Linked DNA regions of Homo sapiens: region 2 is linked to region 1. The links are chromatin contacts, found by Hi-C or POLR2A ChIA-PET in ENCODE. All regions are on one chromosome and are shown on one strand. The core of a region is the stretch at or near the end of the contact, and the rest is flanking DNA. Distances in the headings are between cores, read along the strand shown. Region 1 overlaps ADAP1 (ArfGAP with dual PH domains 1). Region 2 holds the start of ZFAND2A-DT (ZFAND2A divergent transcript).

Region 1 (6,339 bases), core at 3,099-5,598:
CAACATTTTTTGCATCTGTTGAATCCTCTATATCAAATTGGGGAAATTCCCCTCTATTCTTAGTTTTCTGAGAATTTTATCAGGATGTTGCATTTTGCCAGCATTTTTTGCATCTATTGAAACAATTGTATGTTTTTTCTTTTTTAACCTGTAAATATGGTGAATGACATTGATTGATGGTCAAATGTTAAACCAACCTTGCATTACTGGTAAAAACCCCTGTTGATCATGGTGTATTACTCTTTTTATATATTGTTGGATGTACATCTTTTTATGGACCTACATTTTGATTTCCCTTGGGTAAATTCCTAGGAGTAGGGTGGCTGTGTCATATGGGAGATATATCTTTATGTAAGAAACTGCCAAGCTGTTTTCAGAGTGGGTTGGACTAATTTGTATTTCTACCAGCAGTGGATGAGAGTTCCACTTGCTCTGTATCCTCATCAACACTTGGTAGTATCCATCTTTTAAATTTTAGTCATCCTAGTAAAACTCCACAAAAGCTTTTTAAAAATGATACAAACTTCCTGCCCTACCAGTGACAACCTTGTGTTGCTCCTGTCTCCAACACACTTGATTTAACTGGCTCTCGTCTTTTGATTCTTATGTAAAAGGTCATGTCTCCATATTGTGTGTGTGTGTGTGTGTGTGTGTGTGTGTGTGTGTGTGTGTGACAGGGTCTGTGACACCCAGGCTGGAGTGTAGTCGTGCCATCTCGGCTCACTGCAACCTCCACCCCTGGGCTCAAGTGATCCTCCTACCTCAATCTCCCAAAATGCTGGGATGACAGGTGTGAGCACCCACACCTGGCTGGTGTCTCTATTTCTTCACATTTAACTCCCTGAGCCCTCCCCAGTAGGCTGTTCATGTTGTGTCTGTGGGTATGCACGCACGTATGTATATGCTCACACACAAATACCAAGGAGGATGTGACAGGTTTGCATCAGACAACCTCTAACTTTACACCGGGGGACCTTGTGCCAGTTGCAAGAGGTCGGGACAGGTTGTAACCACTCCTTAGCCTCACTTGTAGCTGGTTTGTCAAAGATAGGCTATATTAGTAATGGCTGTAAGCTATCAGTCCTACTTACAAGCCCTTCTTGGGCTCACTCATCTGTGCCACCCCCATTTTTCCCTCTAAGCAGACATTGGCAAACTTTTTTTTTTTTTTTTGAGACAAAGTCTCACTCTGTTGCCCAGGCTGGAGTGCAGTGGCACGATCTCGGCTCACTGCAATCTCCATCTCCCGGGTTCCAGTGATTCTCTTGCCTCAGCCTCCCAAGTAGCTGGGATTACAGGCACCCGCCACCACGCCCGGCTAATTTTTGTATTTTTAGTAGAGACGGGGTTTCACTATGTTGGCCAGACTGTTCTCACACTCCTGACCTCAGGTGATCCACCCGCCTTGGCCTCCCGAAGTGCTGGGATTACAGGTGTGAGCCACCACACGCAGCCAGCAAACTTTTTCTTAAAAAGACAGATAGTAGGCTGGGCGTGGTGGCTCACGCCTGTAATCCCAGCACTTTGTGAGGCCGAGGCAGGCGGATCACCTAAGTCGGGAGTTTGAGACCAGCCTGGCCAACATGGTGAAACCACATCTCTACTAAAAATAGAAAATTAGCCGGGCATGGTGGTGCACGCCTGTAATCCCAGCTACTCGGGAGGCTGAAGCAGGAGAATCACTTGAACCTGGGAGGCAGAAGTTGCAGTGAGCTGAGATCACACCATTGCACTCCAGCCTGGACAACAAGAGCGAAACTCTGTCTCAAAAAACAACAAAAATGACAGTAAATATTTTAGGGCCGTAGAGTCTCCATCACAGCTAGTCAACGACCGCTCACAAAAGCAGCTATAGACAGTTCATAAATGGGCATGGCTGAGTTCCAGTAACACCTTATTTACAACAACAGGCAGCTGGTCCACGCCGTAGAGTCCAGCTCCTGCTACGGGTTCCATGAACAGGCCTCCTTCCAGGCCCAGCTCCCTGGGTTCTGTGAACAGGCCTCCTTCCAGGCCAGGAGAGGGACAGCCTGTCCCGGAGCACCCGAGTGAGGTTGGAGGTGGGCACAGGCATTCTGGACCCTGGGCTGGGCGGGAGCTGTTGGTGGCCGTTGCTCAGCCTCCCTCAGAATTTCTAGATGGGCAGATAAAGGCCATGAGACAGGAAGCCTGGGTCCGTGGTCCACACTGTCGGAGCAGAACCAACAGCATTGCCATGCGGTGAGAAGGAGGGCCCCCCACTGCACCCCGAGCGGTGATGTTCCCAGCTGGGCTCATGTTGCCTGCTACCCCTGTAAGTGGCTCGTGCTGTCCCATCCGACAGATGAGGAGACCGAGGCCCGGAGACTGGCGTGCCTTCTGGGCGCCCCTCGCACAGCCACGTACCGAGCATTTGCGGCATCTTTCACCAAGGCTTCGGGAGAAGACGGAGCCCGGGGGGAGTCAGGTCTCTCTCTTCTGGGACTTCAGTGTGGTTCTTCCCCACCTGTTCTCCAGGGGTGTGTGTAACTAAATACTTTGCAGGCCAGACACGGCGTCACACATCTGTAATCCCAACACTTTAGGAGGCCAAGACAGGAGGATCGCTTGAGCCCAGGAGTTCAAGCCCAAGCTGGGCAACATAGAGAGACTTCATCTCTACCAAAAATTTTAAAAATTAGCTGGGTATGCTGGTGCATGCCTGCGGTCCCAGCTACTTGGAAGGCTGAGGCAGGAGGATCGCTTGAGCCCAGGCGTTGGAGGCTGCAGTGAGCTGTGAGCTGTGATTGCACCACTGCACTCCACCTTGGGCAACAGGGCAAGACCCTGTCTCAAAACAAAACAATACAATACAAGACAAAAAAAACCCCGCAAAACCAAACAACGGCTGATCCTGTAACCGCATTCTTTCTCCCAAAAGCCGCCCTACTCAGCACAGGCAAAACTCCTGGTACCCGAGACAGGGTCACTTGGGCAAATGTTTGACTGACTGAGGGGTGAGGAGAAAGCCTGTGGTCTCTCTCGAAGACAGGGGCTCTGCTGAAGTAGGGCTGTTAGTGGCCCCTTCATTCATGACTCCCGTGGAGACCTGCTCCGGACTGAGCTCTGTGCCAGATCCGGGGGTGCTGGGTCTGGGGTCCTCAAGAAGCCCACGTTAATGGGGAGACAGGCTTCATTAATCAGGGAGCCTAACAGCTGTGACAGAAAACCCCCAAATCCCAGAGGCCGGGCATGACCCCCAAATCCCAGATGTGCAGCGTGACCCCCAAATCCCAGAGGCCGGGCATGACCCCCAAATCCCAGAGGTCGGGCATGACCCCCAAATCCCAGAGGCCGGGCATGACCCCCAAATCCCAGAGGCCGGGCATGACCCCCAAATCCCAGAGGTCGGGCGTGACCCCCAAATCCCAGAGGCCGGGCGTGACCCCCAAATCCCAGAGGTCGGGCGTGACCCCCAAATCCCAGAGGCCGGGCGTGACCCCCAAATCCCAGAGGTCGGGCATGACCTCCAAATCCCAGAGGCCGGGCATGACCTCCAAATCCCAGAGGCCGGGCATGACCCCCAAATCCCAAAGGTCGGGCGTGACCCCCAAATCCCAGAGGCCGGGCGTGACCCCCAAATCCCAGAGGTCGGGCGTGACCCCCAAATCCCAGAGGCCCGGCGTGACCCCCAAATCCCAGATGTGCAGCGTGACCCCCAAATCCCAGAGGCCAGGCATGACCCCCAAATCCCAGAGGCCAGGCATGACCCCCAAATCCCAGAGGTCGGGCGTGACCCCCAAATCCCAGAGGCCGGGCGTGACCCCCAAATCCCAGAGGTCGGGCGTGACCCCCAAATCCCAGAGGTCGGGCGTGACCCCCAAATCCCAGAGGCCGGGCGTGACCCCCAAATCCCAGAGGTCGGGCGTGACCCCCAAATCCGAGGCCCGGCGTGACCCCCAAATCCCAGAGGCCGGGCATGACCCCCAAATCCGAGGTTCAGCCTGCTGGTTCTCACGCACCATCCCCGGCCGGGGGCTCACTTGGGTGCCTCTCCTCCTGGCAGTGACTCAGAGCCCAGGCCCAGCCCCAGCCCCACTGGGCCTCCGCCGCCTGGCATGGGAGTCCCCCACCAGCCAGGGGTGGGCCCCGATCAGCGTTGGGAGGGGGGCTATCCTCCGCCAGGCCTGAAGGGTGGGGTCCTCTCCACTCATGATTCCCCAAACAGGCTTGGGTCCACAGCCGCACCTGCTTGTGGGGAAGCGCCTCGATTTCCACCAGCCTCACCCAGGAGAGCCTCCACTTAAAAATAAAAGCAGTTCAGAGATGACTCATCTCCCCCAGAGAGACTGTTCTCTCTAGGGTGCCTTTCAGCCATTCCACTCCCTTGACTTATTGTGAAGGGTCGTTGGGAGCCAGAAGAAAACAGGAGAGTCACACAGCAGCCCTCTTAGCCATCGCCCCAGGGCGGGGCTGGACGCTCCCCACATTTTGCCGTTTCAGAATGAGACATTTCACACGTGCAGCAGCAGAAAGACTGCGCTGTGGCACCCACACCCTGGGCAGTGGCTCACGCCTGTCATCCCAGCACTTTGGGAGGCCGAGCAGGTGGATTACTTGAGGTCAAGAGTTCGAGGCCAGCCTGGCCAACATGATGAAACCCCATCTCCACTAAAAATACAAAAGTTAGCCGGGCATGGTGGTGCGTGCCTCGCTACTCGGGAGGCTAAGGCAGGAGAATCGCTTGAACCCGGGAGGCAGAGGTTGCAGCGAGCCGAGATCGTGCCATCATACTCCAGCCTGGGCAACAGACTATGTCTCAAAAAAAATTCTGCTCCCTCAGCCTCCCAAAGCGCTGGGATTACGGGCCTGAGCCACTGTGTCCAGCTTTGTTGGACCTTTTAAGGCAAACCAGACATCGAGACGTGGAATCCCTAGACAGGCCACATGCAGGGTGAAGCCACAGCGCCGCTGTCACACCTGCAAAGTTAGTGGCCGCCGGGCGCTGTCACCCCACGCAGGGTGCGTCGTCATCCGCGGCTACCATCCGTCCTTCGGGGGTGTGCAGCGCGTTGGGTGTGAGGCACCCCCTGCACTCAGATCCTATCTGAATTTCCCAATCTTGGCCCCATCACCCAGGAGGATTCGGGCCCACAGACTTCTCCCAGGGCAGCGGACACGAGGAAAGCAGGTGGACCCATCCTCACGAGTGCCGGGTGCCCTCCAGCCCGGGGCATGGGCTCCTGTGGGGCCGGCCTCTGCTGGAGGTTCCCGGCACCCGCGGGGCAGAGCAGGTGCATGCAGATCGGCTTCCTCAGATGCCGTGGGGTGTCTGGGGAGAGCCCCGTCTGCACCGGGCAGAGGGCGGGGGGGGAGCTGGGGTTAGGTGCCTGTGGGGCGCACGGAGCCTGGTGTACCCGGGGGTCTCCGCTGAAGCCCCCCCCACTGCATGGCCGGGGGCTCCTGACTCGAGGCTCCGTCCACCCTCCCTCCGGGGTCCCTGGGCTGAGCCTCCGTGAACGTCCGGCTTTCCCTTGCAGATCCCGACTGGGCCTCCTACACTCTGGGCGTCTTCATCTGCCTGAGCTGCTCGGGAATCCACCGGAATATCCCCCAGGTCAGCAAGGTGAAGTCCGTCCGCCTGGACGCCTGGGAGGAGGCCCAAGTGGAGGTACGGAGGGGGAGGGGCGGGGGGACCCGCGCAGTCCCCGGGTGGCCTCAGCCCGGGCCTCTGGAGCCAGAGATGCCGGGCGGCCTGGCTGTGGCCCCTGGAGCCTTGGGCTACTCTGGGGGCCTGGCTGGCTGGACCCGAGGACCCCGCCCCCTCTCCAGCGGCTCCGCCTGTGTGGCTGCTCCACCCACCCCGTGCCGGGTCCAACCTCTCTGTGAGCAGCTCCAGGTGTGTGTGGTGGGCCAGGGAGCGAAGGCGGGTCGCCGATTCCCGTGCCCTGGGAGCTCCGGAGTGCTCCCCTCAAATCCCCACACCTGGAGCACTGGGCTCAGGGTAAAAGAGACCCTGTCTCTAAGGAAACAGAATGCAGCGTCCCAGGCCGCGCGGCACGACCCAGAGTCAGGGTCGCATTTACACGGCAGTCCACGTGCACCCCGGCCCGCTGCCGTGTAGGGCACCATTACCTGTCCCCTGGGCGGCCTCTGAGGTGACACAGCCACTGCCCACCTCTCACCCATGCATCTGATGAGGCTTCACGGAGCACTTGGCATGGCCAGGCAGGGACACCAGCCACAGATGCTTCGTGGGGCCCTAGAGACGCCCCTATGGGGAGGGAGACGGGTGTGAGCCAACCAGGAAGCCCTGGCGTGCAGGGAGGGGCCACGCATGCTGGAGGCGGCAGGAAGGGCCCCGTAGGGAGACCCCGAGGG
Region 2 (4,689 bases), core at 722-3,221, 220 kb before region 1:
AAACCGAGAGTAAAGACTGTACAATAAGCCGGGCACAGTGGCTCATGTTCTGTAATCCCAGCGCTTTGGGAAGCTGAGGCAGAGGGATCACCTGAGGTCAGGAGTTCAAGACCAGCCTGGGCTACATAGCAAAACCCCGTATCTACAAAAAATACAAAAATTAGCCAGGCATGATGGCGCATGCCTGTAGCTCCCGCTACTCAGGAGCCTGAGGAAGAAGGATGGCTTGAGCCTGGGAGGTGGAGGCTGCAGTGAGCTGTGATCATCCCAGTGCCCTTCAGCCTGAGCCACAGAGGAAGACACTGTCTAAAGAAAAACAACAAGCTGGGCGCAGTGGCTCACGCCTGTAATGCCAGTACTTTGGGAGGCCGAGGCAGGCAGATCACCTGAGGTTGGGAGTTTGAGACCAGCCTGACCAATATGGAGAAACCCCCGTCTCTACTAAAAATACAAAATTAGCCGGGCCTGGTGGTGCATGCCTGTAATCCCAGCTACTTGGGAGACTGAGGCAGGAGAATCGCTTGAACCCAGGAGGTGGTGGTTCCGGTGAGCCGAGATCACACCACTGCACTCCAGCCTGGGCAACAAGAGTGAAACTCCATCTCAAAACAACAAACAAAAAACAAAACAAGAAAAAGCATGCCTGGTTGTGTCTGTCCTTACCTGATTGGGCATGGTCTCTATTGATTAGGCGACCATCTGGTCTGGTTGGCACGACGCTTTTTGGGTTTGAGGAAGGGTCTGCTCTGCTGCCCAGGCTCTAGTGCAGGGCGCATTCACAGCTGACTTATGCCTCCACCTCCCAAGAGGCTGGGACTGCAGGTGCATGCCACCATGCTGCGTTCATTTCTTATTTTTGTAGAGACAGGGTTTCGTCATGTTCACCAGGCTGGTCTTGAACTCCTGTCAGGCCTCTGAGCCCAAGCTAAGCCATCATATCCCCAGTGACCTGCATGTATACATCCAGATGGCCTGAAGCAACTGAAGATCCACAAAAGAAGTGAAAACAGCCTTAACTGATGACATTCCACCCTTGTAATTTGTTTCTGCCCCATCCTAACTGATCAATGTACTTTGTAATCTCCTCTACCCTTAAGAAGGTTCTTTGTAATTCTCCCCACCCTTGAGAATGTACCTTATGAGATCCACCACCTGCCTGCAAAACATTGCTCCTAACTCCACCGTCTATCCCAAAACCTGTAAGAACTAATGATAATCCCATCGCCCTTTGCTGACTCTCTTTTCCGACTCAGCCGGGCTGCACCCGGGTGAAATAAACAGCCTTGTTGCTCACACAAAGCCTGTTTGGTGGTCTCTTCACACAGACATGTGAGACACTAACCTCAGGCCATCCTCCCACCTCGGCCTCCCAAAGTGCCGGGATTACAGGCCTGAGCCACCGTGCACCGTCCGGCTAATATTTTATTTCTGCAGAGATGGGGTCTCGCTATGTTGCCCAGGCTGGTCTCCATGTCCTGGGCCCACGCCCTCCTCCTGCCCAGCTGGGCGGGGTCTTACCCAGGCGGAGCCCCTTACGTGCAGGGCGTTCTGTGCAGTGACCGCGGCCCTGGGCAGAGCCAACCCCACGCGGCCACATAACCGTCCAGGGGGCGGGGGGCAGCGCGGTGAAATGGAAAAGGATTTAACTGGGGGATCTAGGTGCTGGGGACACTGACATTTTCGGTATTATTCTTGAAGCTTTTCCCTAAGTTTGAAATTACCTAAAAACACGTTGTTTTGAGATGGAGGCCTCCTGGGGCCCGCAGGATGCGCGGCCGCGGGCGGGTGCCCGGGGCGGGAGGCGCCGGATGGGTCGCTAGGCCTCCTCCCTCAGGCCGGCCTCGCGCTCCTACCCCGCAGGACCCCGGCCGCAGCCCTGAGTCAGCTTCCCCGCTCCTCGCCCGCCCGGCTGCGCCTGCGCGGAGCCGCCTCACTGTGACCCAGCAAGCGCGCCGCCTGCGAGAAGCGACCGGACACTTCGAGAAGGGAAGTGGAGAAGCGAGGAGTGGGCGGGCCTGCGGGGCGCGGCGGGGCGGGATTGGCCGGATGGCTGGTGTCGTCTTCGGTGTGCGCCGGCGCCACTGGGCCGCGGCCTGGCGGGATTGGCCGGTCTGCGGGTGACGTTGTCGGGGCGCGCCCGGAAACCCCAAGGCCCAGACGGCTCTCAGATCCGGGGGCTGCGGATAAATCCCCGTAGGCCGCGGGCAGCGAGATGTTGCGTTCCGGTGTGGGTGTGGGTGTGCCTCCGACGGCGTCTCGGTGCCAGTGTCGAGGTTCTTTCTGCTTAGCTACCCGGAGCCGACTACGGAGGAGGACACCTGAGTTTACGTCTCTTCCATCTGCTGCTCACCTCAGCTGCCTGGGTCCCCGACGAGAGCCAGGTACGGGGCCGGGATTGCGCAGACAGGGTCTGCCGGGGGTCGGGCCTGCCTTGAGGTCAGGTTGCTCGGGGGTTCGGCCTGTCTGCTAGGAGTGCGGCTGCTGAAAGTCCGGCTGCTTGCTGGAGGTCAGGCTGCTGGGGGTCCGGCCTGTCTGCTGGGGACCGGGCCTGCCGGGGTCTGGCTGCTGGGGGTCCGGCCTGTCTGCTGGGGACCGGGCCTGCCGGGGTCTGGCTGTTGGGGGTCCGGCTGTCTGCTGGGGACCGGGCCTGCCGGGGTCTGGCTGCTGGGGGTCCGGCCTGTCTGCTGGGGACCGGGCCTGCCGGGGTCTGGCTGCTGGGGGTCCGGCCTGTCTGCTGGGGACCGGGCCTGCCGGGGTCTGGCTGTTGGGGGTCCGGCCTGTCTGCTGGGGACCGGGCCTGCCGGGGTCTGGCTGTTGGGGGTCCGGCTGTCTGCTGGGGACCGGGCCTGCCGGGGTCTGGCTGCTGGGGGTCCGGCCTGTCTGCTGGGAGTCCGGCTGTCTGCTGGGGGCCGGGCCTGCCATCGGGGCCGTAGTACCGGGTCGCACGGGGTCGTTAACCCGCCAGCCGAGTGACAGCCACGTAGATGTGTGTTTTCTTGCTGCGGGCCCGGCCCGCCAGGGTAGGGTGTTGGTTTCCTAGGACGGGTGCTGTGCGTCCAGAACAAAATCATTTGGGGATTCACATCAAACTCTTGTGAATTCCTTGAACAAAACAATTTCGGAACGCCTGCTGTGTGTCGGGCACCGGGAGCTAATAGTAAAGCAGCGGATCTGTAGTTGGAAGCTGTGGGCGAAGGAGGGCTGGGAAAGGACTAATGGGCACCTTAAGTAGCGGGCGTGTAACATAGAGGGAACTGGGGAGGGTGGGAATGGCTTTAAACTGAGGCGGGAGGGGATAACTAGACGTTTGCCATGGGCGAGAGTGTTCCAGTCTTAGGCGACAGTCTAGGAGGCCTCCAGGAGTGGGGAGAGAGCTGATGGGAAGGTCAGGAAAAGGCCCCGGGAGGGGCTGGTGAGTACTAGATGACGGGACCTCGTGAGCCCCAGGAAAAGGCCCCGGGAGGGCTGGTGGGTACTAGATCATGGAGGGGACCTCGTGAGCCCCTTGATTCTCTCTCGAGTGCGGTAGTTTCACCAGCTGTCTGCCTGTTTTCCATAGTGACTTAACAGCTTGCGCTTCTCCCTGATCAACTCCAGGTTGATGTCATCGAGGAATAAGTTCACAGTAAGATTCAATGCCTAAGGGAGTTGAAGAGAGAGGCGAGGGACAGAGTTAAATCTTCTCTGGATAATGGAGTCAACTGATGTGATTTAGCACCTAGTAACAGAGTTTTGTTTATGTGAACAAGTATATTCCATGGATAAAATTGTGACTTAAAATTCACCAAAGTCGTAATCATCACTGGCAGCTGTGTGAATTAGCTCTCGCCCCCTCAGTGTGAGTTTAAATAGAAACCCGAGTTCAAGGAGTGCTTCATAGACTAGGAATTAAAAGGCCTGTGAAGGAGTCCGTGTCTCTTAATGGGGTTGACTACGAATGGCGGACACCTGGTATTTGTACTAAAACTCCATGGAATGCTCCCCACACAGTGCGTTTGTTGACTTTCATTAGCTGTAATTACATTGTAAATCCTGGTGACTGAAGGGCAGTCCAGCTTTCCTCCTAACTATTCTGATTCTCTTGTAGGTGACACTTAACTCCGCCATCTGCGTTTTGAGCACTGTTCTCATAATGGAGTTTCCTGATTTGGGGAAGCATTGTTCAGAAAAGACTTGCAAGCAGCTAGGTGAGTACTTTTAAGAGACTTAATAGAAAATGGTATTTTGTTGGGGGAAAGCTGGCTGTTCTGTTAATTAGCTGATAATTGTGTCTTGGCCTTCCTGGCTCCTCAGTATTGGGAACTGTGCTGGTGCAGGTTCTGTTTGACACTTAGCATCCACCAGAGGCTGGGTGCAGGAGTGCAGGCTGGCTAGCAGGGCCAGGTGGATCCAGGGGGCTGCTGGAATACTTGCGATGCCATAGGGGGTCTCTAGAAGACAGCCTGACCCTGGGATTGTTTTCACATGTGTGGCCCTCGAGGACCTGTCCATCTCATAGGCCTAAAACACTTAGTGTAGGTAAACACTTTGATAGTACTATCTGGAAGTATTTTGTTCCAGTCGTTAAAACACTTCCCTGTTTTTTGTTTTTTAGATTTTCTTCCAGTAAAATGTGATGCATGTAAACAAGATTTCTGTAAAGATCATTTTCCATACGCTGCACATAAGTGTCCGTTTGCATTCCAGAAG

The links. A loop is a pair of places that touch in the nucleus more often than their neighbours do. ChIA-PET counts read pairs that join two places held with the same protein, here RNA polymerase II (POLR2A). Pooled maps may share reads with other maps.
Region 2: a pooled map shows a loop between it and region 1 (2.9-fold over the local background). The contact joins the promoter of ZFAND2A-DT here to the enhancer-like site in region 1. A Hi-C loop is called at or near these places in 1 of 168 maps with a recorded cell type or tissue (OCI-LY7), 6 of 37 single-sample maps with no recorded cell type and 9 of 50 pooled maps. POLR2A ChIA-PET finds 5 or more read pairs at or near these places in 2 of 52 experiments (K562 and OCI-LY7).

The regions. Positions count from the first base shown.
Region 1 is chr7:934,665-941,003 of GRCh38, reverse strand. It overlaps ADAP1 (ArfGAP with dual PH domains 1), which reads left to right. Exons shown (of 11, transcript NM_006869.4): 2 at 5,499-5,629. Among named protein-coding and RNA genes, the nearest start is that of ADAP1, 17 kb to the left of the region's middle. RefSeq lists a silencer at 4,000-4,049. Within about 2 kb of position 4,348, at least 4 of the 41 ENCODE cell types and tissues checked have a DNase peak (open chromatin) inside an H3K27ac peak, as active enhancers do.
Region 2 is chr7:1,157,656-1,162,344 of GRCh38, reverse strand. It overlaps ZFAND2A-DT (ZFAND2A divergent transcript), which reads right to left and starts at 1,971. Exons shown (of 3, transcript NR_110069.1): 1 at 1,722-1,971. ZFAND2A (zinc finger AN1-type containing 2A) reads left to right here and starts at 2,149. Exons shown (of 5, transcript NM_182491.4): 1 at 2,149-2,381; 2 at 4,088-4,187; 3 at 4,595-4,689. The coding sequence starts at 4,133. RefSeq lists enhancers at 993-1,505, 1,506-2,019, 2,020-2,532, 2,533-3,047 and silencers at 1,611-1,660, 1,671-2,210.